2 separate regions of the Homo sapiens genome follow, and region 2 is linked to region 1. Evidence: read pairs that join two places in POLR2A ChIA-PET (ENCODE). Cell type or tissue: B cell. All regions are shown on one strand. Links, peaks and the distances in the headings refer to the core of each region. The heading gives the core; the rest is flanking DNA. Region 1 holds the start of SS18L2 (SS18 like 2). Region 2 holds the start of LOC124909372 (a long non-coding RNA gene).

Region 1 (14,626 bases), core at 6,117-8,616:
AGCAGCTTCAAGGATGATGCCACTGTTCAGCCTTGGATAAATGGATGGATGGTGCAGGGATTCACAGATATGGAGAACACTGGAAGAGGAGATAAGATTGATCTTGAGCTCCATCTTAGACAAGTTGAATTTGAGGCACCTTTGAGACTTGGTTAGGATTTTGCGATGATTAGTTTTAGATGTCAACCTGACTAGGTTAAGGGATACTCAGGTAGCTGGGGGAACATTACTTCTGGGTATGTCTATGAGGGTGTTCCCAGAAGATATTGGCATTTAAGTCAATGGACTGAGTAAGGAAGATCTGTCCTCATCTAATATGCGCAGGCACCACATAATAGAACAAAAAGGCAGAGGAAAGGCAAATTCTCTACTCTGGAGTTGGGACACCCCTCTTCTGCCCTTGGCATCAGAATTCCCCGTTCCCCTAATCTCCTAACTCTAGGAGATTAGGTAGTAGAGTCCGTCCATTTATTCATTTAGCAAGTATTGAGCCTTTGGACTCCAAGACTTGTACCAGTGGTTCCCCAGGTTCTCCCGGCTTGGGCCTTGGACTGGGAGATACACCATTCAGCTTCCCTGGTTCTGAGGCCAAGTCTAAGACAGGGTAGTCTTGAACTGAAGCAGTCTACCAGCCTCCCTGGTTCTCCAGCTTGTAGATGGTCTATTGTGGGACTTCTCAGCCTCCATAACTATGTGAGCCAGTTCCCCTAATAAATCCCCTCCCATATATCTATAGATATAGATCTATATTGTAGATATATAGATATCACATTGGTTCTCTCTCTCTGGAGAACCTTGACTAATACAGATGTCAACACAGCAGGTGCATATACAGGTTGCAGGTCAATGTAGAGGTCTGGGCTGAACACAGACTTTTTTTGAGGCTGAGTCTCACTCTGTGGCCTAGGTTGGAGTTTAGTGGCACAATCTCGGCCCACTGCAACCTGCGCCTCCCAGGCTCAAGTGATTCTTCTGCCTCAGCCTCCCAAGTAGCTGGGATTACAAGCATCTGCCAACACGCCCAGCTAATTTTTGTATTTTTAGTAGAGATGGGGGTTTCACCATATTGGCCAGTTTGGTCTCGAAATCCTGGCCTCAAGTGATCTGCCCGCCTTGGCCTCCCTAAGTGCTGGGATTACAGGCGTGAGCCACCACGCCTAGCCGGGACATAGACTTTTGAAAGTCAGCATCATATGGGCGGAAATCGAAGTGGGGCTTACATAGCCAGAGAAAAATTACAAAATGAAAACTGAAGAGAATTGTGATACAGTCTAAGATAGCCTCCAGGGTTCACCACCTCCTGGGATTTATACCCTTGTGTAGTCCCCTCCCACAATGAGTCTCTGATAATGAGGGTAGGTCATAACAGGCACAAAGAAGGAGAAAAACCAGGAGATTCAGGGTTGGTAAAGGCAATTGAAAACCCTGTAGCATAAGTGCTCTTCAAATATGGGGAATTGGGGCCAGGTGTGGTGGCTCACACCTATAATCCCAGCACTTTGGGAGGCCAAGGTGGGTGGATCACGAGGTCAGGGACCAGCCTGTCCAACATGGCAAAACCCCGTCTCTATTGAAAAATTACAAAAATTAGCCGGGCGTGATGGTGGACATCTGTGATCCCAGCTACTTGGGAGGCTGAGGCAGGAGAATCACTTGAACCTGGGAGGAGGAGGCTGCAGTAAGCCGAGATCGCACCATTGCACTCCAGCCTGACCTACAAGAGCGAAACTCCATCTCAAAAAACAAACAAAACAAAACAAAACAAACAAACAAATATGGGGAATTGGGCTCTCAAAACTTGTGGTGCGAGTGCTTTAGAACAGGACCTTACACTCTCTGACTGGTGCAACTGGTGTGGTTCAGGCACCATGGTAGATTGGACAACAGGGGTGAGATGTAGTACCTAAAGTCCTAGCTCTCATCTCCAATCATTGTTCACTTTGGCTCCAGGTTCACAGTCAACTCCAGAGTCTTTCTCTTCCAGTCCTCTTCAGTCCTCCACTCCTAGGGTAACACCCTGGACCACAGAAGAGCTCCACCTCTGAAGTTATAAATGCAGACACCTGATCTTTCATCTGTCCTTCTGCTATTCTCTGAATTCCTTTCATGGTTTCTCTAGCCTGCAGAAACTTCCAGTTCATTTGTCCCTCTACTTTGTTTTATTTATAAGCTCCATCGAGTCTTCATTTCCTTCCCCATCAGCTGAGAGTTCAGGGTTTATCACCTCCATCACATTCTTCCCAATATACTTATATTCCTTGCACAGTTATCTTTCTGGCATAACTAGAAGGATAGTAACACCCATCTGGCAGCACTACAATCCTGGAAGAATCCAACCTTCTGTCTTCTCTGAATCTGCTTCTTGGCTCTAAGTGCTGCTGGACAAAATCTCACAACCACACAGATCAGTGCTACATACATTGTCAACTTCAACTAGGTCCTCAACACCTTTCAGCGCTCCTATTTGCCAAGGCAGCTCTCTCTCCAGCTCTCCCCCAAAATCAACTTCCAAATATCCTGCATGCTCCCCAGATCTCCCACTCTTCAACCCCCCCTCCCCCGCTTGCTCTCCCAGGAACCTCCGTTACTGAAGAAAGAGCAACCATCAAAGTGATGTCCCTTAGCTCCAGACAACTCCTCTCCTTCCAGCTACCACCTTCTTTCCCCTCTCCCCTTTACAACCAAACCTCATGGAAAAAGTGGTCTATATGTGAACACTCCATTGCTTCACCTTCACCTTTCATTATTTCTCAGTCCCCTGCAGTTCTGATACCTGTTTCACCATATCACTGAAAATGCCCTCCTCAAAGACCTAGTCTTTATTCTTCCTTGTTCTTTTGTTGTTGTTGTTGAGACAGAGTCTCGCTCTGTCACCCAGGCTGGAGTGCAATGGCACTGAGGCTTACTGCAACCTCTGCCTGCCGGATTCAAGTGATCCTCCAGCCTCAGCCTCCCAAGTAGCTGGGACTACAGGCCTGTGCCACCATGCCTGGCTAATTTTTGTATTTTTAGTAGAGACAGGGTTTCAACATGTTAGCCAGGCTGGTCTCAAACTCCTGACCTCAAGTGATCTGCCTACCTCGGCCTCCCAAAGTGCTGGCATTACAGGTGTGAGCCACTGCACCCACCCCTTCCTTGACCTTTCAACAGCATTTGTCATTGCTGTCCTGTATGTCCTTTTCAGTCACTGTTTAAAAAAAAAAAAAAAGCCATAACCCCCACTCTCCTGGTTTTCCTCTTCCTATATCTCTAGTCTCTTTCTCCCCTCAGTCTCCATTGCAGCTTCTTTTCCTCTGCCATAAGAGAAACTATCACATTCTCCTTAGGCAGTCTTATCCACTACATAGTTCCAGTCAGTTTCTACAAGTGATGTTTCTCAAAGCTGTATCTCCAACCTAGCCTTTGTCCCTGAGTTTCAGCCCCAAATAGCCACAAGCCTCAACATCGTTTGACATCACCTCACACTGTACATTTCCACAACTGAATATATCACCTTCATTTCCATTCCAGCATCTCCCCCACTGTTCCCTGCCTACATAAGGGGCATCACCAGTTTCTCAGTTGCTTAACCCAGAACCCCAGAAGGCATCCCTAATTTCCCTTTTCTTTCCCTCCCCACTTGATCACTAAGGCCTGCCAAATCTACTTCTAATGTCTTTCAAATGCACACACTTCTTTTCTCATTGCTCCCACTATCTCTGGCCTGCATGCTTGTAGCAGCCTTGTCACTGTTCTTTTTGTTTCTCATCTGGGCGTCTTCCCTAACTTTCACCATGTTACAGCCAATAAAACTCTAAATGCATCTCAGGCTTCATCATTCTTCTGCCTAAAACCATCCATGGCTCCCATTACTCCTAGGAGAGTACAGAATCTGGACACCTGTGTCCTGCTTAACCTCCACTTTGCCTTTATACTGCCTTTATAAACCTTTTCTTCTGGAGGTCTTTCCCTGTATGCTGGAACAGGTTGGTCCCCTATAACACCTGCCTCACCCTAACACCATCTCATTTTTTTTTACCTGATAGAAACTTTAATGATGTTAAAAAACCAATCAGTCCAGGTGCGGTGGCTCACGCCTGTAATCCCAGCACTTTGGGAGGCCGAGGCAGGCGGATCACGAGGTCAGGAAATCGAGACCATCCTGGCTAACACAGTGGAACCCCGTCTCTACTGAAAAAAAAAAAATACAAAAAATTAGCCGGGCGTGATGGCGAGCGCCTGTAGTCCCAGCTACTGGGGAAGCTGAGGCAGGAGAATGGCATGAACCTGGGAGGCGGAGCTTGCAGTGAGCCGAGATCGTGCCACAGCACTCCAGCCTGGGCGACAGAGCGAGACTCCGTCTCAAAAAAAAAAAAAATCAAATCCTTATATAAACCTCACTCAAAACCTTCGCTTTAGGCCAGGCTCTGTGGCTCACACCTGTAATCTTAGCATTTTGGGAGGCTGAGGTGGGTGGTTCACCTGAGGTCAGGAGTTCAAGACCAGCCTGACCAACATGGTAAAAACCCCCATCTCTACCAAAAACACAAAATTAGCTGGGCGTGGTGGTGCATGCCTGTAATCCTGGCCACTTGGGAGGCTGAGGCAGGAGAATTGCTGGAACCCCGGAGGTGGAGGTTGCAGTGAGCCGAGATTGCACCATTGCACTCCAGCCTGGGCAACAAGAGTGAAACTGTCTCAAAAAAACAAAAACAAAAACAACAATAACAACAACAACAACAAAAACCGGGGCCAGGCACGGTGGCTCACGCCTGTAATCCCAGCACTTTGGGAGGCCGAGGCAGACAGATCATGAGGTCAGGAGTTCAAGACCAGCCTGGCCAACATAGAGAAACCCCATCTCTACTAAAAATACAAAAAAATTAGCTGGGCATGGTGGCTTATGCCTGTAGTCCCAGACTACTCGGGAGGCTGAGGCAGGAGAATTGCTTGAACCTGGGAGGTGGAGGTTACAGTGAGCTGAGATTGCACCAATGCACTCCAGCTTGGGCAACAGAATAAGACTTTGTATCAAAAAACAACAACAACAAAAAAACCCCTTCACTTTATTCCTCAAAACATGTATGTCCCAGTTCCCTCCATTTCAGAGCCATAAACATAAAGCCTACAGGTAAGATACTTAATACCCAGGACAGATCTTTGTGTGTATATATACATACCATATGTAGCATTATGTTATATAGTATTATATAAATTACATGAAATTTTGCATAAGATTGGTAAGCAAGTCACTTAAACTTTATGAACAAAAGTATAGGCCGGGCATGGTGGTTCATGCCCATAATCCCAGGGAAGCTTTCACAGGTGGGAGGATTGTTGTCTGGACCATCTCATGTTATTGTCATTCCTCACTTGTCTAAACAGGAATAGGGCTGAGTGGAACTACGGAAGACCTGTATCCTGCTCCTGATGTTTCCTTTTCTGCCCACTCTGTGTCTCTGAAAGCTTTGGGGAATTTTCCTGAGGAGGAAGCCTGATGTGGAGTTAACAGTGCAGGCTTGGTAACCAGGAAGCCCTGAGTCCGCCCCAGCTCAGGTGTTACCTCACTTCTCTCACCGGGTTTACCTCTCTGTGAAATGGGATGAAAGCAGGCCGGGCACAGTAGCTCACACCTGTAATCCCAGCACTTTTGGAGGCCGAAGCGGGCGGATCACGAGGTCAGGAGTTCAAGACTAGCCTGACCAATATGGTGAAACCCCATGTCTACTAAAGATACAAAAAAAAAAATTAGCCGGGTGTGGTGGCAGGCACCTGTAATTCCAGCTACTCAGCAGGCTGAGGCAGGAGAATCGCTTGAACCCGGGAGGCAGAGGTTGCAGTGAGCCGAGATCACACCACTGCACTCCAGCCTGGGTGACAGAGCGAGACTCTGTCTCAAAAAAAAAAGAAAAAAGAAATGGGATGAAAGCTGCCTTTTCACAGGTTTGAATAAAGGGATTGTGGAGAGAAAGCCCAGTAAAGCAGATGAGCTTGCTCAGGATCAGGGCCACCACTCAGGGGAATAAAGCTCTAGGGACCTCCCCTTTTTAGGAGTGTAGGTTCCCAAGATCTCCCTCCTAAATGAAGTGGCCGCTGCTCACTCCAGGGAAAACGAATCTTGTTACCACATCCACCACGGATGGCTAGAACAGGGGACCGGTACCGCATAGCAGGAGGTGAGCAGAGGGCGGATAAGCATTACCGCCGAGCATTCTGCCCCCTCAGATCAGCGGGGGCATTAGGATCAGCGGGAGCATTAGATTCTCACAGGAGCGTGAACCCTATTGTGAACTGGACTTGCAAGAGATCTAGGTTGCGCGCTCCTAATGAGAATCTAATGCCTGCTGATGTGAGGTAAAAGAGTTTCATACCAAAACCACCCCCACCTCCGTGGAAGACAAGAAAAATTGTCTTCCACGAAACCAATTCCTGGTGCCAAAAAGGCTGGGGACCACTGGTCTAGAAGACTACAACCAATTCAGTTGCAGTGGTCACCAGGAGTAACCATGTGGCCCAAGAAGGTATGTCCAGCTTCCTCCTTGCATCTTGCGGCACAACACCTTTGCGGTATGGTGCCTGGGCAGTCCCGGGTTGTTAAGGGTGAGAGTTCTAAAGCCAGGCTGCCCGTATTCAGAGACTGGCTTTGCTAAGGAACCTTGGGCAAGTTACTTAACCTGTTTCGTCATCTGTAAAATGGAGAAAATACCAGTGCTTTTTAGGGTTGCCAACCTAATAAGCATTATTCCTGCCCCAAATAAGTCCAGGCTATGTGGAAAAACGCGAATTTCTCGTTCAGCAAAGAGTAAAGCTAATACCAGAGTTTTCCTGGCCTGCAGATTTGGCCTGGCAGGAGACAATGCCATAGCCAATGTTCATGCTCCAGATGCAGACCTGGAGGCACAGAGTGATGTAGAGAGGACAATGGATCTGAAGCCATGTATCTGGGTGCCAGACACGCTGGGTGAAGCCGAGCAAACCGCTCCTGCAGATAGATTGAGTATGCACACCCAGCACTTTGGGAGGCCGAGGCGGGCGGATCACGAGGTCAGGAGACCGAGACCATCCTGGCTAATATGGTGAAACCCCGTCTCTACTAATACAAAAAATTAGACGGGCGTGGTGGCGGGCGCCTGTAGTCCCAGGAGGCGGAGCTTGCAGTGAGCTGAGATGCGCCACTGCACTCCAGCCTGGGCGACAGAGCGAGACTCCATCTCAAAAAAAAAAAAAGCATGCACAGCCTAACACTGGAGGTGCTGACGCCAGGTAGGTCAGCAGTAGACCCAGCCCCAACCCACAAGTTTCGCTCTCCAGACTGCGCAAGCGCAAAGGATACGAAAACGCCCCCGGCGTTCTGGGGGCTGGGACCGAGGAAAGCGCTGAGTATAGCTCTTGCGCGTCCAGTCACAAATGACGTCCCTTCTGTACCCCGCCCTGTAGGCGGGAGCATCCAATCAACTTCGAGAGCGTAGGCCCCACCTATCGTGGGTCGAGTTGCTTGGCGGTCGTGGTTCCGGAGGTTCCTCGGGATGTCGGTGGCCTTCGTACCGGACTGGCTGAGGGGCAAGGCGGAAGTCAATCAAGAGACTATCCAGCGGGTGAGCATCCACGCGGGCGGGCGGGCGGGCGGAGAGAAGTCGGGATCCCGAGGGGCTGCGGGGTGCGAGAAGCATCCTGTAGTGAGCGGCCTCCCAGCTGACTGTGAAGGGTGCTGAGCAGCCGGGGTGCGGGGTGAGATGGGCACGAAATCAGCACAGGCGCCGGGGCAGGACCCCGGCATGGGGTTCGGTCCCCCGCCGTCCAGACGTCACACTGCACTAACCCTTTCTCTCCTTTTTTTTTTTTTTTTGAGACGGAGTCCCGCTCTGTCGCCCAGGCTGGAGTGCAGTGGTGCATCTTGGCTCACTGAAACCACCGCTTCCTGGCTTCAAGCGAGTCTCCTGCCTCAGCCTCCTGAGTAGCTGGGATTACAGGAGCGCGACGCCACTCCCGGCTAATTTTTGTATTTTTAGTATGGGGTTTCCCCATGTTGGCCAGGCTAGTCTCGAACTCCTGACCTCGTGATCCGCCTAGATCGGCCTCCCAAAGGGCCGGGGTTACAGGCGTGAGCCACTGCGCCCGGCCTGCACTGACCCTTTCTTTCTCTGATCTTTCAGCTCCTTGAGGAGAATGACCAGCTGATCCGCTGTATTGTGGAGTATCAGAACAAGGGCCGCGGGAACGAGTGCGTGCAGTAAGTACCCCCACCCCCGCGCCCCTGACCTGTGGGTAGAGGGGAAGCCTGTGTGATGCGGTGCTTTCTCGAACTAAGAGTCTTGGGTGATTGATCGCAGTTAAGCCCCTCTTTGAACTGAGGAAAGAGAGGCTCAAAGAGTTTGCCAACCTGCCCAAGACCATACAACGAGTACACTGCGGAGCCTGGAGTCAGACGTGGCTCTTTCTTCAAAATGTGAATTATTCTCACTGCAAAGCCTCCTTCACTCAAAGCTATGCCGGCTGATGACAACAGGGATGGGGGTGAGAGCACACAGAAAACTAAGCTCAGGAGATTAGAGCCATGGCCCCTTTCTCATCTTGGATCCCTGCCTCATCCTTTCTCTGTTAAGTGAAGGGGTCAGGCCATTTGACTGCTAAGCTTCCTCTCATTTCTAACTTCCCGTCAGTCTGTTAGTGACACACACACAAAGACAAACAAAGGATTTACAAGTTAAGTCAAAGGTAAATTGTGCATAATAATTTAATGCACTCCCTAAGTAGATACCAAAATGAGAGAAAATAGAGTCTGAGTCTCTTTTCCGAATCTAGTCCAGGTATTACGCCCATTTTTTTCTTTTCTTTTTTTTTTTCTTTTTGAGACAGTCTCCCTCTGTCACCCAGGCTGGAGTGCAGTGGTGCAATCTCGGCTCACTGCAACCTCCACCTCTGAGGTTCAAGCAATTCTCGTGCCTCAGCCTCTGAGTAGCTGGGACTACAGGCGTGTGCCACCACGCCCTGCTAATTTTTATATTTGTAGTAGAGACAGGGTTTCACCATGTTGGCCAGACTGGTCTCAAACTCCTGACCTCAGATGATCCACCCACCTCGACCTCCCAAAGTGTTGGAATTACAGGCATGAGCCACCACGGCCGACCTTATGCCCATTTCTTATAGAAAAATATATTATTTCATTGTTACTGAAGAAATGTTTCACAATCCCTACCCCCTAGAAAAATTACCTACAGTCCCTCACTGAATACCTTAATAGAATAGTAGAGATATCAGTTTTTGGGTAAATCTTTACATCTGACTCTGGCATTTGGTAATTTGATTTTTAAAAGTTTATGGTAAATACCTTCTCCTTTTTCTATATGAAAAATGGTTGCAAAACATTCCATTTGGTACAGTAATTCTCAACCCAAGGGTAAGAAAGTTATCAAAATCTCCTAGTGGGGTTTTTCAATTGCACAGGCCATGCTTTCTGAGCCCTTGTCTGATTTATTTTTTTGGGTGAAGAACTCTACCCCCCCCACCGTAAACTTATGTTGATCATGAAAATGTTTTGTCCCTTCTTGAAGTTGTTGAACAGATATTTTATAAGTACAGTTGGTCCTCTGTATCCATGGGTTCTGCATTGCATTTCAAAAATATTGGGGAGCACAAAACAATGAAAAATAGCAACACAACAATAAAAAAAATACAGTATAACAACTATTTATATGGCATTTAAGTTGTATTAGTTATTATAAGTAATCTAGAGATTATTTAAACTGTGAGCCAGGTGTGGTGGCTCATCCCTGTAATCCCAGTACTGTGGCATTACAGTGGGAGGCTGAGGCGGGCAGATCATCTGAGGTCAGGAGTTCAATACCAGCCTGGCCAACATGGCAAAACCCCATCTCTACTAAAAACTAAAAATACAAAAATTAGCCAGGCGTGGTGTGTGCCTGTAATCCCAGCTACTTGGGAGGCCGAGGCAGGAGAATTGCTTGAACCCAGGAGGTGGAGGTTGCAGTGAGCCAAGATCACGCCACTGCACTCTAGCCTGGGTGACAGAGCAAGACTCCGTCTCAATAAATAAATAAATTAAAGTATATGATATGGAAGGCTGTGTGTAGGTTATATACAAATACTATGCCATTTTTTATAAGGGACTTGAGCTCGAGCATCCTCAGATTTTGATATCTAAGGGGAGGAGGGAGGTGTCCTGGAACCAATCCTCTGTGGATACCAAGGGACAATTGTACTCCTGGTACCAGGCACTGTTTCAGACTCTGGGAAATCCATAGTAAAACAGATACCAGCTCTGCACTCACAGAGCTGACATTCTAGACTCTAGAATCTATAAGGAAATGTATAATTAGGCACATAATAATAAGTGCTTTGAATAAGAATAAAGCAGAGTAAGTGGGGGGAGGAGTGCTATTTTATACATGGTATGTCTGATAAGGTGATATTTGAGTAGAGACCTGGGGTAAGGGAGCCAGCTATGCAGTAGTAAGGCATAGTGAGATAAGTAAGACAGAGAAAGCATCAGGTGGAAAAGCCCCCTAGTAGGAGTGTGCCGGATATCTTCAAGTCACAGAAGGAGGCCACTGTGGCCAGTATTCAGTGAACAAAGGTATAGCCATAAGAGGTGAGATCAGAGGGGGACTGGAGGCCCCCATCATGTAGGGCCTTATTAGGACACAAGAACAGCTCACCTTTACCTGAATGAGATGGGAGCCTTTGGAAGGTTTTGAATAGACATATAACATGATTTTGATTTAAATTGTACAGTAATCTCTCAGGCTGTTATGTGGAGAATAAAGTAGGTGCGCAAAGATAGATCTGGGAGACTAGGTGTCTACTGCAATAGTTCAAGCAAGAAATGATAGTAGCTATGAAAGTAATCAGTAAGAATGGGTGAGAATCTGACTATATTTTCCTTAAATATGTTAAACAAGAAGGTTGATAACACTGAATCATCCAGTCAGTGGATGAGCCATTCCACTAGAGTGGGTAAATTATTTTCCAGTTTTTTGTTCATGGTCGGTAAAAACAAGCCTCTGATTTTTGCCTGTTTTTTTGCCCATAGGTACCAGCATGTGTTACATAGAAATCTCATTTATTTGGCTACCATTGCAGATGCCAGTCCAACCAGCACTTCAAAAGCAATGGAATAATCTTTCAAAAGCAATAGAATAATCTTCCATTTGGCTGTCGTGAGGAGTAATTGAATGTAATCCATCTCTTACAAAATGGAGACAGGGTCTTTACCAACTCAACTGGTTAAAACATGAATGAAACCTCTGTGGCTCTTTCGAAACGTGAAAATGTGAAGAAAGCTACTAACTTAGCTGTATTCTCATGTAAATATTTTTTAAATAATTAAGCAAATCCCTCAATAAGTTGAGCCCAGGTGTCCTCTTTCCTGAACTTGGAGCATGTTTGGATAACAAAGACATCACTGGGATGTTCAAGTCTACTTTTTAGTTTCAACCTGAAGAGGAAACTCAGTAGGTGTTGGGCAGGAATTGGTGAGATTCCTGACTTGATACCTTGCTAAATGGACATGTAACTGTGTGCTCCTTCCTATCAGTTTGTAAATGTGGTCCCCCTGACTGCTGTTTTCAGATTGCTTTGAAATAAAGCTTATTTTTCTATAAAATACTGATGTGGAGGTATAGAAGTTTTCATGTAATAAGTATTCCATTTGGTTTTCAAGAATAACTGTGAGGACTTAACCATAAAGTATATAAAAACAATACTATTATCATTGCCAACAAAATGAATAGTGATTTCTAATTATTATCTAATATCATCTGATAATAGATGATGTTTAATTTTCTTCAGTTATCAGATAGTCTTTTTGTTGATTTGTCTGAACCAGAATCCAAATAAGATTCACATGTTGTATTTTGTTGATGTTCCTTTAAGTCACTTAAAGAATACTTAATAGTTCCTTTTTTTCTTTATTTGTTGAAATAACTAGGTGTTTACCCTAGAATTCTCTCGTGTTCTACATACAGTTGTATCTCTGTAGTGTTGTTAATTATGTGCCACTATCATCCACTTTTCCTGTAAACTAGTAGATCTAGAGGCTCATGCAGACTCATGTTCTAATATTTTTAGCAGGAATATATTAGAAGGTGATAAGTACTTGCTTTTGCATCACATAAGGAGTGACCTGACTTTTAAGTTCCCAACCAGCCTTTCACTTAAATTATGATCCACCCAGCTTTGATGTGGTAATTCATTAGGGATTACATAATGAGGATTTTCTAATTTATCATTCTTTCTGACTTTATTAGCTGTATTCTATAAAAAACTTTCACTCTTGGAGATTTATCTGAAAGATGAGGCAAAGGGATTCTTGTAAGTATATCCAAAATTAGAAGCCCAGGTCCCTGCTCCTTTTTTTGGAGTCAAGGGTTGCAACCTAGGGCAACTGTAAAATACATGTAAATAGTGAAGAGATAACTCATTTTGAATCCCAGCTCTATCCCTTAACCTCTGAAAGCTCTGTTTCCTCACCTCTAAAGTGAGGATAATGAAAATAGCATCTGCCTCCTGAGGTTGTGAGACTGAGATAACGTGGTTGAGAACTGGGCACATGTTAATCTATGTTAGCACTAATGTGCTGAGGGCTCTGGCTCTTTCTTTTTTCTTTTTCTTCTTTTTTTTGGTTTTGTTTTGTTTTGTTTTTGTTTTTGTTTTTTTTTGAGACGGAATCTCGCTCTGTCGGAGTGCAGTGGTGCAATTTTGGCTCACTGCAACCTCTACCTCCTGGGTTCAAGTGATTCTCCTGCCTCAGCCTCCCAAGTAGCTGGGATTACAGGCATGTGGCACCATGCCTGGCTAATTTTGGTATTTTTAGTAGAGACGGGGTTTCTCCATGTTGGTCAGGCTGGTCTCGTACTCACGACCTCAGGTGATCCACCTGCCTCAGCCTCCTAGAGTGCTGGGATTACAGGCGTAAGCCACCGCGCCCAGCCGATCATTTCTGTTTTCTAGAAAATTATTTTGTCTGTTTCCCCACTAGCATTCCTGATGGTTTTCCAGAGTCCTATCCCCTGAAGTTCTAATTGCTGGCATAATCACACTCTAAAAGGCTGAACCCCAGAATCATTACCTGAAAATTCGTACTACCAGTGGTTCTTCTTCATGATAAATCATGGACAAATTAAGCCTGAGTTTGTAAACTCTTTGGATACCAACTTTCTACCACTCTTGGAAGAGATGGAGGAGGTGTCAGTCATTTTGGTTGATACTAGCCCTAGGCCTGCCTTGTCCCAGGAGTTTCTTCACCTTAATCACAGACCAAATTGCATACTTTTATCTTCGAATCATCTAAAATATAATTTCAAATCACAAGACAGAATAAAATAATCTTTGAGAGAGGCAGAACCTTAGAAAGGAGATATTTTATCTCATTTATTTTACAGATGAAGAAAGTAAACTTCAGAGAGATCAAAGTGATTTGTCTCAGGTCACATAACCAGTGGCAGAAAGAAGAGAATTGCTGGAATGTCAAGATAAGAATGAATTCTAGGTTTAAAGTTGTTTAAGTATATCCCAAATTAAATATTTCATTCCTGAGCTCTAAAACCTATTTACATTGAAGCCTGATGTCCTAAACACGGTAATTACAAAGCTGGGTAATGGTCTCCATCCTTTCCTTTCATGAATCCATGTATGAAAGTTAGCTTTATCAAACTATTTCATCTCCAGAAAGGCATGTACATTTCATACTGTTCAAGTCTGTAATTGTCAGCAAAATCAGACCCAAGACCGCTAGCTTCTCAATTCAGCCTACAGACTGCTCCTCTAATAGACACACTGGACTCTCAGGGAGGTAGAATGGGCAAGCTCTAACAAAGGACAGCACTTCTGTGATGGTGTGGAAGTACCAAAGGTTTGACTGTACTTTAAAAAGGTGACATGGACGGCTGGGTGCAGTGACTCATGCCTGTAATCCCAGCACTTTGGGAGGCCAACGCGGGCAGATCACAAGGTCAGGAGATCGAGACCAGCCTGACCAACATGGTGAAACCCTGTCTCTACTAAAAATACAAAAAAATTAGCCAGGTGTGGTGGCGTGTGCCTGTAGTCTCAGCTACACTGGAGGCTGAGGCAGGGGAATCGCTTGATCTCAGGAGGCAGAGGTTGCAGTGAGCCAAGATCGTGCCACTGCACTCCAACCTGGGCGACGGAGCGAGACTTTGTCTCAAAAAAAAAAAAAAAAAGGTGACATAGGTGCAGAAACAGGTCAGAAATGATCTAAGTCAAGCTTGTCCAACCCGCCACCCAGGGGCCACATGTGGCCCAGGACAACTTTGGGTGCAGCCCAACACAAACTCATAAACTTTCAAGAAATATGAGATTTTGTTGCAATTTTAAGCTCATTGGCTATTGTTAGTGTTAGTGTATTTTATGTATGGCTGAAGACAATTATTCTTCCAATGTGGCCCAGGTAAACCAAAAGATTGGACACCCAATCTAAGTGAGCCCAATTTCCAAATTTACTATAAAACTACATTAATTAAAACAGTGTGCCACTTCACATCCATTAGGATGGCAATAAAGAAAACCAAAAAATAACAAGTGTTGGTGATGATGTGGAAAAATTGGAAACTTTGTGCACTGCTGATGGAAATGTAAAATAGTGCAGCTATGGAAAACAGTATGGTAA
Region 2 (14,626 bases), core at 6,156-8,655, 100 kb before region 1:
AAAGACTGAAAGAGTGCAAATAGACAATCTAAGGTCACAACTCAAGGAACTAGAGAAACAAGAACAAACCAACCCAATCAGCCGAAGAAAAGAAATAACAAAGATCAGAGAAGAACTAAACGAAATTGAAACAAACAAAAAAACCCAAAAGATAAATGAAACAAAAAGCTGGTTCTTTGAAAAGATAAACAAAATTGATGGACCGTTAGTGAGATTAGCCAAGAAAAGAAGAGAGAAGATCCAAATAAGCTCAATTAGATATGAAATAGGAGATATTTCAACAGATACCACAGAAATATGAAAGATCATTCAAGCCTACAATGAACACCTTTATGCACACAAACTAGAAAATCTAGAGGAGATGGATAAATTCCTGGAAACATACAACCCTCCTAGATTAAATGAGGAAGAAATAGAAACTCTGAATAGACCAATAACAAGTAGCAAGATTGAAACAGTAATTTTAAAAATTGCTACCAAAATAAAATCCAGGACCACATGGACTCACAGCTGAATTCTATCAGACATTCAAAGAAGAATTGGTACCAATGTTACTGAAACTATTCCAAAAGACAGAGAAAGAGGGAATCCTCCCTAAATCAGTCTGTGAAGCCAGTATCACCTAATACTAAAACCAGGAAAAGACATAGCAAAAAAAGAAAACTACAGACAAATATCCCTGATTAACTTAGATGCAAAAATTCTTAGCAAAATACTAGCTAACTGAATCCAACAGCATCGCAAAAAGATAACCCACCATGATTGAGTGGGTTTCACACCACGGACACAGAGATGATTTAACATATGCAAGCCAATAAATGTGATACACCACATAAACAGAATTTAAAGCAAAATCATATGATTATCTCAATAGATGCAGAAAAAGCATTTGACAAAATTCAGCATCCCTTTATGATTAAAACCCTCAGCAAAACTGGCATAGAAGGGCCAAACTTCAAGGTAATAAAAGCCATCTCTGACAAACCCACAGTCAACATTATACTGAACAGAGAAAAGTTGAAAGCATTCCCTCTGAGAATTGGAACAAGACAAGAATGCCCACTTTCACCACTTCTATTTAACATAGTATCAGAAGTCATAGCCAGAGCAATCAGACAAGAGAAAGAAATAAAAGGCTTTATTGTTTATTCAAAACAATAAAGAGGAAGTTAAACTGTCACTATTCACCAATGATATGATCATATACCTAGAAAACCCTAAAAACCAATTCAAAAAGCTCCTAGATCTGATAAATGAATTTAGTAAAGTTTTGGGATACAAAATTGATGTGCACAAATCAATAGCACTGCTCTACACCAACAACGACCAAGTTGAGAAGCAAATCAAGAACTCAATCCCTTTTATGACAGCTGCAAAAATAAAAATAAAAATAAAAATAAAATACTTAAGAATATACCTGACCAAGGAGGTGAAAGATCTCTACAAGGAAAACCACAAAATACTGCTGAAAGAAATCACCAATGACACAAACTAATTGGAAATATAACTAATGCTCATGGATGGGTAGAATCAATATTGTGAAAATGACCACACTGCCAAAAGCAATTTACAGATTCAGTGCAATTCCCATCAAAGTACCATCATTATTCTTCATAGAACTAGAAAAAAGCAATCCTAAAGTCCATATGGAACCAAGAAAAACCCCACATAGCCAAAGCAAAACTAAGCAAAAAGACCAAATTTGGAGGCATCATATTACCCAACTTCAAACTAAACTACAAGGCTATAGTTATCGAAATGGCATAAAATACTGGTATAAATATAGGCATGTAGACCAATGCAACAGAATAGAGAACCCAGAAATAAAGCCAAATACTGACAGCCAACTGATCTTCAACAAAGCAATGAAACATAAAGTGGAGAAAGGACACCCTATTCAACAAATGGTGCTGAGATAACTGACAAGCCACATGTAGAAGAATGAAACTGGATCCTCATCTCTCACATTATATGCAAATCAACTCAAGATGGATCAAAGTCTTAAATCTTAGACCTGAAACCTACAAATTCTAGAAGATAACATTGGAAAAACTCTTTTAAACGTTGGCTTAGGCAAAGAGTTCATGACCAAGAACCTAAAAGCAAATGCAACAAAAACAAAAACAAATAGATGGAACTTAATTAAACCGAAAAGCTTCTGCACAACAAAAGAAATAATCAGCTGTGTAAACAGACAACCCACAGAGTGGGAGAAAATATTCACAAACTATGCATCCAACAAGGGACTAATATCCAGAATCTACAAAGAACCAAAACAAATCAGCAAGAAATAAACAAATAATCCCAACAAAAAATGGGCAAAGGACATGTATAGACAACTCTCAAAAGAAGATATACAAATGGCCAACAAACATATGGAAAAAATGCTCAACATCACTAATTATCAGGGAAATGCAAATCAAAATCACAATACGATACCACCTTACTCCTTCAAGAATAACTGTAATTAAAAAATAAAAAAAAAAATAGATGTTGGAGTGGATGTGGTGAAAAGGGAACACTTTTACCCTGTTGGAGGGAATGTAAACTACTACAACTACTATGGAAAACAGTAAGAAGATTCCTTAAAGAACTAAAAGTAGAACTCCCATTTGATCCAGCAATTCCACTACTGGGTATCTACCCAAAGGAAAAAAAAAGTCATTACATGAAAAAGACACCTGTTCAGGAGACAGATGCACCAAAATCTCAGAAATTACCACTAAAAAACTTATCCATGTAACAAAAAACCACCTATTCCCCAAAACTATTGAAAAAAATAAATAACTAAAACATTGTCCTAATGAGGGTCCATAGGCTTCAAAAGAAGGTCCATGGCAGTAAAAAGGTTCAAACCCCTGCTGTGGACAGACCCCCATGAAAGAGGGAAGTGATGGCCTCCAGTTGGGAGGGGTCCTCATTCAATCCTTGCAGAGATGGGCCAGAAAATCTTAGAAACCAATGTTCTAGGGCAGGGGCTGGCAGCCAGACTGCCCAGAAAAGGACTTTACTCCATCTTATCTTCTTTCTACTTATTGTTTTAACTTGTACTTATGGATTCTGAACTTTTCCACTGTGCCCAGCAAGGAGCTTAGCAGGTGAGGGTTCCTGGCAGGGTGGAATAGAAACAAGAGCCTGACAGGCACTAGACTTAGCCCCTTGAATTGGGATTTTGGGTGGTGGCCAAGGACTGACAGGGCAGCCCTCAATTTCCCAGTAGGGGGTCCGGGAGTGATAGAGTCCACATTCCAGGACTTTCCTGGAGATGGACCATGTTGGGCTGTCACTGAAGGCTGGTATGGCAGAGCCGAGAAGTGAACTCCCAGGCACGAACTGAAGTGAGTCCACAGCACCTGCCCTGGGGAGTCAGTGGCTGACAGGAGGTCTTTAAGCTGCACAACCTGGACCCCTGTCCTCAGAAACTTTGAGTAGGGAGCAGGGCAGGCAAAACTGGCAAACTATATGAGAGATGCTAGGTTGGTTCCTGTCTGACCTCTGCTTCTTCCAGAGTGTAGCAGATATTTGGGGCCCCTCCTCTGATAACAGCTGCAGCTGCAGGGGCCAGCTCTATACCAGCCCTCAACATCCCACCTCAACAGTCATAGGTCTCTCCTTTTGCCTGTCTCAGGGCTATTTTTAAAAGTCACAGAGTCAGCTGGGGGATGAGTGGGAGATGCAGCCAGGAAGTGCAGGGGAGTTAATTCCCCAGAGTGGGACCCACAGATAAATGGCCCAGCTTCCCACTCACTCTGGGAGGCTTCTGAGGTTCTCGCTGAGTTGGGCCCCCATCTTCTGAAGCAGAGAGCTTGATGGCACACTCCCTGCTCCCTTCCTGCAGCCTGCTAGGGTCACCTCCCAAATAAACTACCTGGACCCAAGTACTTTGCTCCAGGTTCTGCTTCTAGGGAGACCCAAACTGAGATATAGTAATAGAGTTTTTAAGCTGGACACATGACTGCCTCTTATAAAGGCTATATTGCTCAGCTGTGTATTTTAGCCATGGGTGGCCATGTGATTAAGTTTTGGCCAATGGGATGTGAGAAGAGGTGACTGTGCAACTTCCAAATCACTCAGTTGCTAGGAAGGGGCATGCCATCTTCTTCCCCTTTGCCTCTCTTCACTGCCTGGAAAGCAGAAGCAGCAGTGGCCATGTGGACAAAGGTCTTTACCTCCTGATATTCACTCCCTTGTGTAGCCTCCTCCCACATTCAACCAAGAATGGCCTCTGTGATCAATAGAATACGGCAGAAGTGACAGTGTATGACTCTCACAGATAGTCATAAAAGGCACTCTATCTTCCATTTCAGTCCCTGGGGTCTGTCACTCAGGAGAACCAGCCGCCATGACATAAGGACACTCAAGTAGCCCTGTGGAAAGGTCTACATGGAGGAGGAACCAAGGCCTCCTTCCAATAGCCACGTGAGAGAGAAAATGGTTGGGAATAGATAGTACCCCAAATAAACCTTTAGATGACTACAGCCCTAGCTGACATCTGACTGCAAACTCATGACAGGTCTCAAGCCAAACCTGTCCAACCAAGTTTCTTACAAATTCCTGATCGACAGAAACCATAAGACATAATAAATAATTTATTAAAGCCACTAAGTTTTAGGTCAATTTCTTATATAATACTAAATAACTGCTATGGGTTGAATTGTGGCTCTCCTGTCAAAAATTTACATGTTGAAGTCCTAACCCCTAGTACCTCAAAATGTAGCATTATTTGAAGTAAATGTCTTTACAGAGGTAATCCAGTTAAAATAAACTTATTAGAGTGGGCCCTAGACCAGTATGACTGATGTCCTTATAAAAAGGGGAAATTTGGAGACACACAGGGAGAATGCCAACGTGAAAATGAAAGCAGAGATTGGGATGATGCTTCTTCGAGCCAAGGAGTGCCAAAGATTGCCAGCAACTACCAGAAGCTGGATGAGAGGCATGGGATTCTCCTAGTCCTTAGAAACCAACCCTACTAACACCCTATCCTTGGGCTTTCTGGCCTCCAGAACTACAAGAAAATAAGTTTCTGTTGTTTAATCCCCCAAACTTATGGTACTTGGCTACGGCAGCCAGAGCAAACCAGTACAATAACTGATACAGACAACATCCAAAGGATAGTGGAGTAGAAAGACCGAAGAACTCTGGGCCTTTCATGTCACAGCAAGAGCCTCCACACCAACTCTGGCTTCTCTATGCAAAAAAATAAATCCCTGTCTTATTTAAGCCGCTGTTCTTCCCATCTCTAGCCCACGTAGCTGAAGCTATATCCTCACAAATTCAGCATCTAAAACTTCCTCTCGACATGTGCTGTCCTGACTGATTTCACATGGAAATGAATCCCCAGAATAAAGAAATAAATTGAGATCAACACTGTCATCAAGATTGTAAAGACTGTCTTCCTTTCGCACACAGACACTGAGTGTTTCTTCCAGATGGAAAGCAGGTGGGGTTGGGTGGAAGGGGATGCAGGAAGCCCTTACTGTGAAGGAGCAGCACATCCTGGCAGGACTGAGGGGGAGGTCTGGAGGAACCACACTGGCTCTACTCACTCTATGGAGACAGAGCAGAACATCTCTCTAAGGAAAAAGAAAGGGCACCAGGTCCAGGAGAGACTGCCCAGGAGCGGAGGCCAACACAAAGATTCAAAAGAAGTGCTTCTTTCTGTCCTGGGCTAAAACGAACCACACGTACATTCCCATTCCTTCCCAAGATGGCCTCTTCCATTCTGCTGTCCCTGAACAACTTGAGGACTGGGGAGTTGGAGTTGGAACTTGCAGTATTAAAACTCTTTCTGTTTCACTTAACATGAAGCCAACGTATACTGGCCTAAGCAAAGAAGAGATTTATATAACAGAAACAGAAAAGTTCACAGGGCTTCCGGTGCAACTGGATTCAGGAACTCAAACAATGTCATCAGAAATCTGTCTATCTCTATCGCTTGGATCTGATTTCCTTGTGTTTGCTCAAATCTCAAGCAGGTAAATATGCCACAGCAGCAGCAAGCTTGCATTTTCCCAGCTTACTAGTGGAAAAGCAGCTTCTTTCCCACAGTTCCAGCAAAAGCCCCAGGGCTGATGCTCATTGGCCCAGGTTGGGGCATGTGACCATTGGCAAGACTCCCATTGGCCAGGCCTGGGGCAGGTGCTCACTACTGGAGCCAGAGCGGAGTATAAGCCCTACCCAATCACTGAACTACGTGGGTCAAGAGTAAAGGAGCTGTGGCTTCCCCCCAATCAGAAGGGCACTGGATGATGGATGAACTCTGTGTGGTGCGTCTTCACACTGACACCAGGAGGATAAGGAAGTGACTCCCTCAGCTGAGTGGCTGGCATGTGCCAGGCTAGAGCAGCTTGGCTATGGCAGAACATCCAGCCCCACCGTGTGGACGGTAGGGTAAGACCCAGCCCTAGTCTGGCCTCAGACTAAGGGCTCCTCATCCCCAGGCTTCCCCATGCATTGGCACTCCTCCAGACCAGGAGTAAGACATTTCTTTGTTACGCACAGTTCTGTACTTTCTTACTCCGCAGTATGGCCCTCCGCTGGTGGCCAGTTACCCTCAAATGTGGTCTTAGCTCCAGCAAGCCTTCTGCTTTCTACCTTCTCTCCACTCTCCCACCATAGGTTACACACACACACTCATTCTTCCACCACCAGTCCAAGACCTCTCCTCCGACCCTCCATTTCTTCAGAGCACAGTTCCCGCGAAGCCCTTCCTCTGATCTGCACCACCCAGAGAGGCTAAGCTCTGCCTGCAGTCTCCACTCACACCCTACCTCATTCCTACAAGAGACTCTGGTCTCCCTACTTAGCCTGGGAGCTCCCAGGGCAGGAGTTCAGCTTCCTCCTTGCTCCTTCCCCACCCCAATTCCTCCCCATGCAAGACAGAGGACAGACAGGCCTACCCCCAAAGAAGGGGTTAAATAATCTGAAAGTTAGGGTCACCACAAAGCAAAAGAAGCCAGCGGTCAATTCAGGGTGGCTTCCCAGAGTGGCAGCAGGCGTCAAGGTTCACACGAGCTGCAGCAGAGCTGCTAATGCTGTCAGGGTCCCTATCCTTATTCCTCTGGGCCTTATCCCATCTCAGGCAAGAATAGGCCTAGGGGCAAGCACAGCTGGCAAGTGACTCAGGCCTGGGCAGGATCTAGAATAAAGAGGAGGCGAGAGAGGCGTGCATAGCTGAGGCTATTTTTACCCAGACCTGTGCAAACAGAGGCATGAGCTGGTCTGGCCAGTTCCTCCCCTTCCTTGGCACCTGGCCTGGAAGTCCCTTACCAAGTAAGCAGTACCCACTGGGTTGGGAGCCAGAGGGGAGGAATGGGTGGGTAGAGAAAGGGCAGATGTAAGAACTGCCTCCAGGTACCCTAGAGACACAATACCTTGGAAGGTGATAAGTGTTATGAAGAAGAGTAGAGAGTAAAGAGGTTTAGGAGTTGGGGGGAAGGGAGCAGTTTGCAGTATTAAGGAGGGGGACTGGCATTGAGAAGAGAGGTGGGGAGCCATGGGAATACCGGGGAAGAGCATTCCAAGTAGAGGGAGCTGCCAGTACAGACTGAAAAGCAGCAGGGGTCTAGGAATAAATTTTTAAAATAGCAGGGAGGCTGGTATGCCTTCAGGGAGAGCAGAAGACCAGAAGAGAGGTGAAGGATTGTGATGGAGGCATCACTCAGGGCCTGGTAAGCGCTCGGAACTAAGGAGCCACAGGATCTCGCTGATGTTTTAAAATGTGTTCCACAATAGTCAGTCTGAGAGAAATGTGTTAAATAACACCACAGGGGCACAAGCAGCAAACTTTGACAGGAGGATGCCCGTGCGCAGAACCCACAACCCAGTTTCTTCAAAAGAGAGCCTGCAAGGAAAAGAGAAGCACAGGCAGAGAGATTGAGGGGAGTCTCTGTATGAAATTTGAATGTGTGAATCTCTGTATTTAAGCAAACAACTGGTAAAAATAAATAAATTATCAATCAAAGCACTTACAAGGCAAGGAATGAAAATTAAATAATGATTGGATATTGAATGCTATTAAGGAATTTTGGTATTTCTTAGTGTGAAAATTGTGTTGTGTATAATGGTATTGTGGTTATTTTTTAGAGTCCTTATCCTTTAGATGTACACACTCAAATATTTACAGATAAAATGGTAGATCTGTAATTGGATTCAAAATGATCATGGTTGAGGTAGAGGGACAGAGGAAATAAATTAAGTGATGGGTGCATGGAAGATCATTATAATACTTTATTCACTTCATGTATTTTGAAGCTTTCTTTCTTTATTTTTTGTTTGTTTGTTTGTTTTTTGTTTGTTTGACATGGAGTCTCACTGTGTCACCCAGGCTGGAGTGTAGTGGGGTGATCTCAGCTCACTGAAACCTCTACCTCCTGGGTTCAAGTGATTCTCCTGCTTCAGCCTCCCAAGTAGCTGGGGCTACAGGCGTGCACCACTACACCTGGCTAATTTTAGTATTTTTAGTAGAGCTGGGCTTTCGCCATGTTGGCCAGGCTGGTCTCGAACTCCTGACCTCAAGTGATCCACTGACATTGACTTCCCAAAGTGCTAGGATTATAGGTGTGAGCCACCGCACCTGGCCTGAAGCTCTTCTTAACAAACAATAATACTACTCAATCCGGATACTGAGATTGGAGAATGGGGTTCCAGAGATTCTGAGGAAGCAATTGTGGTGAACAGGTGAACAGGTGAGCAGGTGAGGGATAAGTTAAAGATGACCTGAGACTGCAAGCAAAGGGTGAGAGAAAGCAGTCAGGGATGCGCTTGCAAGAAAAGACTTCCCCTTCCTCCCCTGGCTCCAGCATTTGGCTTCCTCTTCCCTCCCAACTCCCTCCTCCCCTCTCATTTTTTTCTTCTCTCCCAACTTTCCATCCTCTGCCCACCCTCCTCATCCTTCCTTCCTTCCTCATCCCTCCTCCCCTATCTCTCCTTCCTCTTTTCTCTTCCTCCTGCCTCTCTATCTTCAGCAAACATCTTCCTGGCCTCCTTCCCAGCCCTGCGCAGGTGGTCCTACCCAGCTGGTTTTTCTCTGCAGCTAGGTTGCCAGGCAGCTCCAGTTTGGTTCCCCTGGTCACCACCACCCCCAGCTTCCCAGGCCTGCTCTCCTTGCTGAGTGCTGCCTTCACCAAGTTTCCTCAAAAGGAGAAAAGAGAGTGCTCCTGGGGCCTCTCCTCCCTCCACAGAGGAAGCACCACCACAGCCTGAGGTTGTCCTGGCCCAGCTTGGAAGGGAATGGAGGTGAGGACCTGGGGAAAGCGTTAGGGACCCAACCTGGCATTGACAGCATGAGATGGTCTTTGTTGTTCTTCTCCCGGAAATGATTCCCCTCACTGCAGAGGAGGGTGGAGGCTGGAAGAAAAGCAGAAGTGACCCTAAGACACTTCCTGTCCAGGCATTTGTTTTCAAGTGCCAAGCCTGGGGACCCAGGAGGAGAAGGGAAGGACTTCCCTGGGATTCCTCCAAACTGTCTCCCTTGAGCAGCACTAGACTCACTACCTGCTCCCCACCTCCCACCTCAGGAAGGGGACTGCAGGGTACACAGGAGGCTGCGCCCTGGACACCAGGCCCCAGCCCCACCAAACCCTCAGTCCCCAAAGCCCCAGACCCTGAACTTGCCAGGACCATGCAGGCTGGGCTACTGTGGGTCTTGGCAGAACCAGCAACCAATGGAGGGCGAGAAGGAAGGAGATCTCTAACATTTTCCCAGAACAAACCACGCAGGAACCCAAGAAAGGCTGAAGTTCTATTTTTTGCCAATCCGGTGTAATGAGAGTATAAAGCCAAAATTAACTTGAATTCTAGAAAATAAAGACAAGCCATATTTCCTGAACCTGAGTCAATGGACTGAGATTCCATCCAAATAAAGGAAAGGCTAGGAGGGAGACGGGTGGCTTCTGGCTCCAGTGAGACCCGAGGCTATCTGCTGCAGACCCCAGATTGCAGGCCACGGTCCCTGTCCAGTGGCAGGGCACCAGCCTACCTTGCCACTGTGGGCAGCCATCAGGGAGAGGGCAGCCACTCTCGAGAGGGCCTTGGGACCCTAAAATAGCCTTGTCTCCCCAGGGAGAGTAGACACACACTCCCACGGCCGAGCATGGGGCTGGCACTCTGGTAATCATCAAAGTAATAAAGATGATAAGAAGAAGCATTTAGTGAGCATGGCTGCTTGCCTGTGGGCACAGTTGGGCCTAGGGTCCCTAGAGGCCTTTATGCTGGATACCTGTGGCTGCAGTGGGGGACAGAGGAGGGATTAGAGCTGGGCTTCCCCAACCTAACTCAGATCTCTTGCTCTCTCTGCCTGGTCTTCAAGCCACAAGCTTGGCCCCAGTCCTAGAACCCATCCTTCAGTCAGGGGAATGACACAGTGGCTGTTGCAAAGGCCCCAGGTCAGAACCCAGGTCTGGCTGATGGGTCAAAAGAAAGTTAAATAGATACTCCCACCCCTGCTCTGCAAGGATCAGGATATGGCTGTACCTGGGTTTCTCTGGGCGTTTCTTCAGGGTCCTGAGGTCCTCGTCAGAGAGGCACAGACCTGGGCTGTGCTCTACCTTCTCAGCCAATGGGAGCCCAGACTCTGGGCCCATCCCTTTCTGGAAACATCTGGTTTATCAAGGGCAGCCACTCTGTGACCAGCCAGGGTCCTCTCCTCCAGTCTCAACTCCCACCTGGCAGGTGAGGCTGCCTCTGCCCACACCCGTCCTGGGCCCAGGTCCCCTCACCTCACCAGGCAGCAGCCAGCAGCATCCTGCCTAAGGCACAGCAGCTGACAACAGACCTGCCTCAAACCTTCCCCAGTGGGGCAGCCGTGGTTTGTCTCCCTTGTCTTAGCTCAGGAACTAGACAACTTTGTACTTTATTGACGCTGCTGTTTAATTTTTGCTTCTATGTTTATGTATGAACATGAATTAAACATTAGACGTTAAATATGTATTAAATTAATTCATAGATTTATATATTTATTGATATCCATGAAATTATAAAATGGAAATGCAGTTTTTTTTTACTTACCATATATTTGCTTTGTTTTAATATCAGCATTATGATACCTCGTAGAATATGTTGGAAAACATTTCATCTTCTTCACTGCTTTCAAACAGTTTGATTACATAGGAGTTATCTGTGCCTTAAAGGTTTATGTAACTCTCTTATAAAACTATCTGAGCTTGGTATTTTTTAGGGGTAAATTTAATGGTTTATATTTCTCTAGAAAAGCACCCATTTCACCTAGATGTTCAAATATATTGGCATTAAGATAGTATTCCCTCATAGCTTTCAAATATACTCTATTCTTGGAACTATGTCCTTTCTCTTGTATATTTCCACTTTCACTTGTGATCAGCCTTGCTAAACCTTTGTCTATTTACTGGTCTGCTCAAGAGGAAAGTTTACTTTATTAATCACTTTGATATTTTATTTTGATTTCATTGTTTTCTGTTTTTATAGTTACTAATTCCTTCTTTCTTTGGATTTAATTTATTATTTTTTTCTAGTATATTTAGCTGTTAACTTATTTCACTAATTTTATCTTTCTTGTTTATTATCAGTGCAATTAAGGCTACAAATTTTCCTCCAGTTACTAGAATGTTCATATCTCTTATTTTAATATTCATTGTTATTCACTTCTAAATAATGTATAATTCCAATTTTTACTTCCTTACCATAATAATTACTTAAAAGGGTGATTTCTGGTGTTTTAAAATTTATTAATTGTCTATGCGTGAAATATTTCCAAACATACAGGAGAAAAGAATAAGAAAATCAAACCCAAATATCCGTCACCCAGTTTTATTAGACCTTAATATAATGTCATATTTGCTGTAGTTTTTTAACATATTTTTTATTTTTTTGAGACAGAGTCTCACTCTGTCACCCAGGCTGGAGTGCAGTGGCATGATCTCGGCTCACTGCAACCTCTGCCTCCCGGGTTCAAGCGATTCTCCTGCCTCAGCCTCCCAAGTAGCTGGGACTATAGGCGCCCACCACCACTCCCGGCTAAATTTTTTTATTTTTAGTAGAGACGGGGTTTCACCATGTTAGCCAGGATGGTTTCCATCTCCTGACCTTGTGATCTGCCCTCCTTGGCCTCCCAAAGTGCTGGGATTACAGGCATGAGCCACTGTGCCTGGCCTGCTGTAGACATTTTTTAAAGAAATAAAATATTCAGTGCAGTTGAGAATCCCCTGTGTATCCCTCCTGTGGTTGGCAGAATTCTAAGATGGCACCCAAGATTCCTGCCTCCTGGTGTGCACACCCTGTATAATCCCCTCCCTGTGAGTGTGGGTGGGCCTGACTTAATCAGGTGAGCCCTTTAAAAGGAGGTTCTAGAGTTCAGAGACATAAGTCAGACAGCTTCAAAGCTGCAGCAGATACTCTCTTGCTGGCCTGTCAAAAAAAGCAAACCTCTATGTTGTGAACTGCCTACAGAGAGAGTCACATGGCTAGAACCTGAGGTCAACCTCTAGCAGCTGAGAATGACACCCAAGTCAATGGCCAGCAAAAAAGTAGGGAATCTTATAGCTGCAAAAAATTGAACCACCTGAAAGAACTTGGAATAACAATGAAAACTGAACAACCTGACTGAACTTGGAAGAAGACCCTGAGCTTCATATGAAAACACAGTCCTGGCTGACACTTTGATTTCAAGCAGAAGACCCAGCTAACCTTTATATGGACTTCTGACTCTAGAAAATGTGAGATAATAATGAGTGCTGTTTCAAGCAGCCACATTTGTGGTAGGAGTTCGAGACCAGCCTGGCCAACATGGCGAAATCCCGTCTCTACTAAAAATACAAAAATTAGCCAGGCGTGGTGGCGTGTGCCTGTAATCCCAGCTACTCGGGAGGCTGAAGCAGGAGAATGGCTTGAACCCGGGAGGCGGAGGTTGCAGTGAGCCAAGATTGTGCCACTGTACTCCAGCCTGGGGCAAGACTCCGTCTCAAAAAAAAAGCTAATACATCTCCCTTATTCCATTCCCCTCCCTCTCTTTGCAGAGGTAACTAATAACATGTCTTTGTGTTTATCATTCCTGGACATGATTTACACTTTTACTGCATAATTAGTATCCATAAAAGTTACATAGTATTGTTTGCAGATAGTATTGTTAACTCTATAAAAGTAACATTGTATCATACATATCATTCTGCAACTTGCTTTGGTTGCTGGACACCATATTTTTAGTTACATATACACATAGAGGGAGATGTGGCTCTCCTTATTCTGAGAACTGAAAAGAATTTCTGAGAGAAGGGTGTTAAACTCTTCCACTAGGACTGTAGATTTGACAGTCCCTCCCTTTTCTACATAACTTGAGGCTATAGCATTAGAGGCATAGACGTTTGGCATTTTTATATCTTCTTGAAAGACTGAGTGGTCTAACAATATGAATTATCCTCTTTGTGCCTTTTGTTTTCTATCTTAAATTCTCACCCATTCCCATTGACTATGATGATTCATTTTTGTAATTATTTCTAATACATGATTTGATGCTTCTATTTATCATATATTTTATTTTTAATCCTCTCATACGAGCAATCTTTATTTTTAATCTTCCCAAACAAACAATCTTTATTTTTAATCCTCCCAAACAAACAATCTTTTATTGGATACATGGAGTTTTCTTAGTTTCATTTTTCTTTTTTCTGGTTATTTGGGAGTTACATACTTTCTTTTTTCCCCAGTGGATACCCTCACATTTTTAACACACACACTAATCTCTGGTGGCATCAATTATGTTAAACTCCATGTTGTGTTTTGTCCTGCCTACAGTATCTCCCTTTTCCAGAATCTCTGCCGAAGGTCAGCTACACACAGGAACGCAGGACTGGGAAGAGGGAGGTTAGCGTGAGAACTTTGAGATCCCCTGTGGAGTTAGTCTGAGTTCTCCCTGGGCTAAGTGGCCTCACCCCCCTCAGGAATTCACTGCCTCAGAAATGAGCTCTGAGAGAGGATGCAGTGCTGTCTGTGGTTATGGGCACCCTCTGAAACTCAGCCCCTCTCTGCCCTTCCTACCTTGAACCTTGTCCCTAACTCTACTTCCTCCCTGCACACGCTGGCCAAGCCCTGCTCTCAGACCCCTGGCTGGAAGTAGATGTGTCTGTATGAACTCATGCCCACACACAAGGGCACACACTCACATGCTCTTACACGCGGACATACATGCACACACACACACGCACACACACACGCACACTGCAGCAAGCATTTGACCAGAAGCTGTGGCTGCTTTTGAAAACAGGGTGGAGCAGTCCTCCCCTTTAGAGTCTCCCACACTCCCAACACCATGACCCCTGATACGGTTTGGCTGTGTCGCCACCCAAATGTCATCTTGAATTGTAGCTCTCATAATTCCCATGTGTTGTGGGAGGGACCTGGTGGGAGATAATTGAATCATGGGGGCGGTTTCCCCGATACCGTTCTTGTGGTAGTGAATAACTCTCATGAGATCTGATGGTTTTATAAATGGGAGTTCCTCTGCACAACCCCTTTTTGCCTGCCTTCTGCCTTTCGCCTTCTGCCATGATTGTGAGGCCTCTCCAGCCACATGGAACTATGAGTCCACTAAACCTCTTTTTCTTTATAAACTTCCCAGTCTCAGGTATCTCTTTATCATCAGTGTGCAAACAGA

Evidence for each region. ChIA-PET counts read pairs that join two places held together with the same protein. Peaks named below come from ENCODE experiments on the same cell type or tissue, not always from the same donor. Only the 100,000 strongest peaks of a DNase experiment are listed, where the experiment ranks them.
Region 2: POLR2A ChIA-PET joins it to region 1 with 5 read pairs; 9 of 35 experiments call an interaction of 5 or more read pairs at or near these places.

What each region holds. Positions count from the first base shown.
Region 1 is chr3:42,583,393-42,598,018 of GRCh38, forward strand. SS18L2 (SS18 like 2) reads left to right here and starts at 7,468. Exons shown (of 3, transcript NM_001370300.1): 1 at 7,468-7,574; 2 at 8,133-8,209; 3 at 11,030-13,542. The coding sequence starts at 7,506. The coding sequence ends at 11,117. It also overlaps a transcript of SEC22C not described here. In B cell, for the core only: no CTCF peak of the experiment used is centred there; a DNase peak (open chromatin) is centred at 7,339; H3K4me3 peaks cover 1,684 bases; H3K27ac peaks cover 1,955 bases.
Region 2 is chr3:42,483,291-42,497,916 of GRCh38, forward strand. It overlaps LOC124909372 (a long non-coding RNA gene), which reads left to right and starts at 7,176. Exons shown (of 2, transcript XR_007095894.1): 1 at 7,176-7,275; 2 at 7,773-8,019. It also overlaps a transcript of VIPR1 not described here. RefSeq lists an enhancer at 6,853-7,112. In B cell, for the core only: no CTCF peak of the experiment used is centred there; a DNase peak (open chromatin) is centred at 7,181; H3K27ac peaks cover 1,469 bases.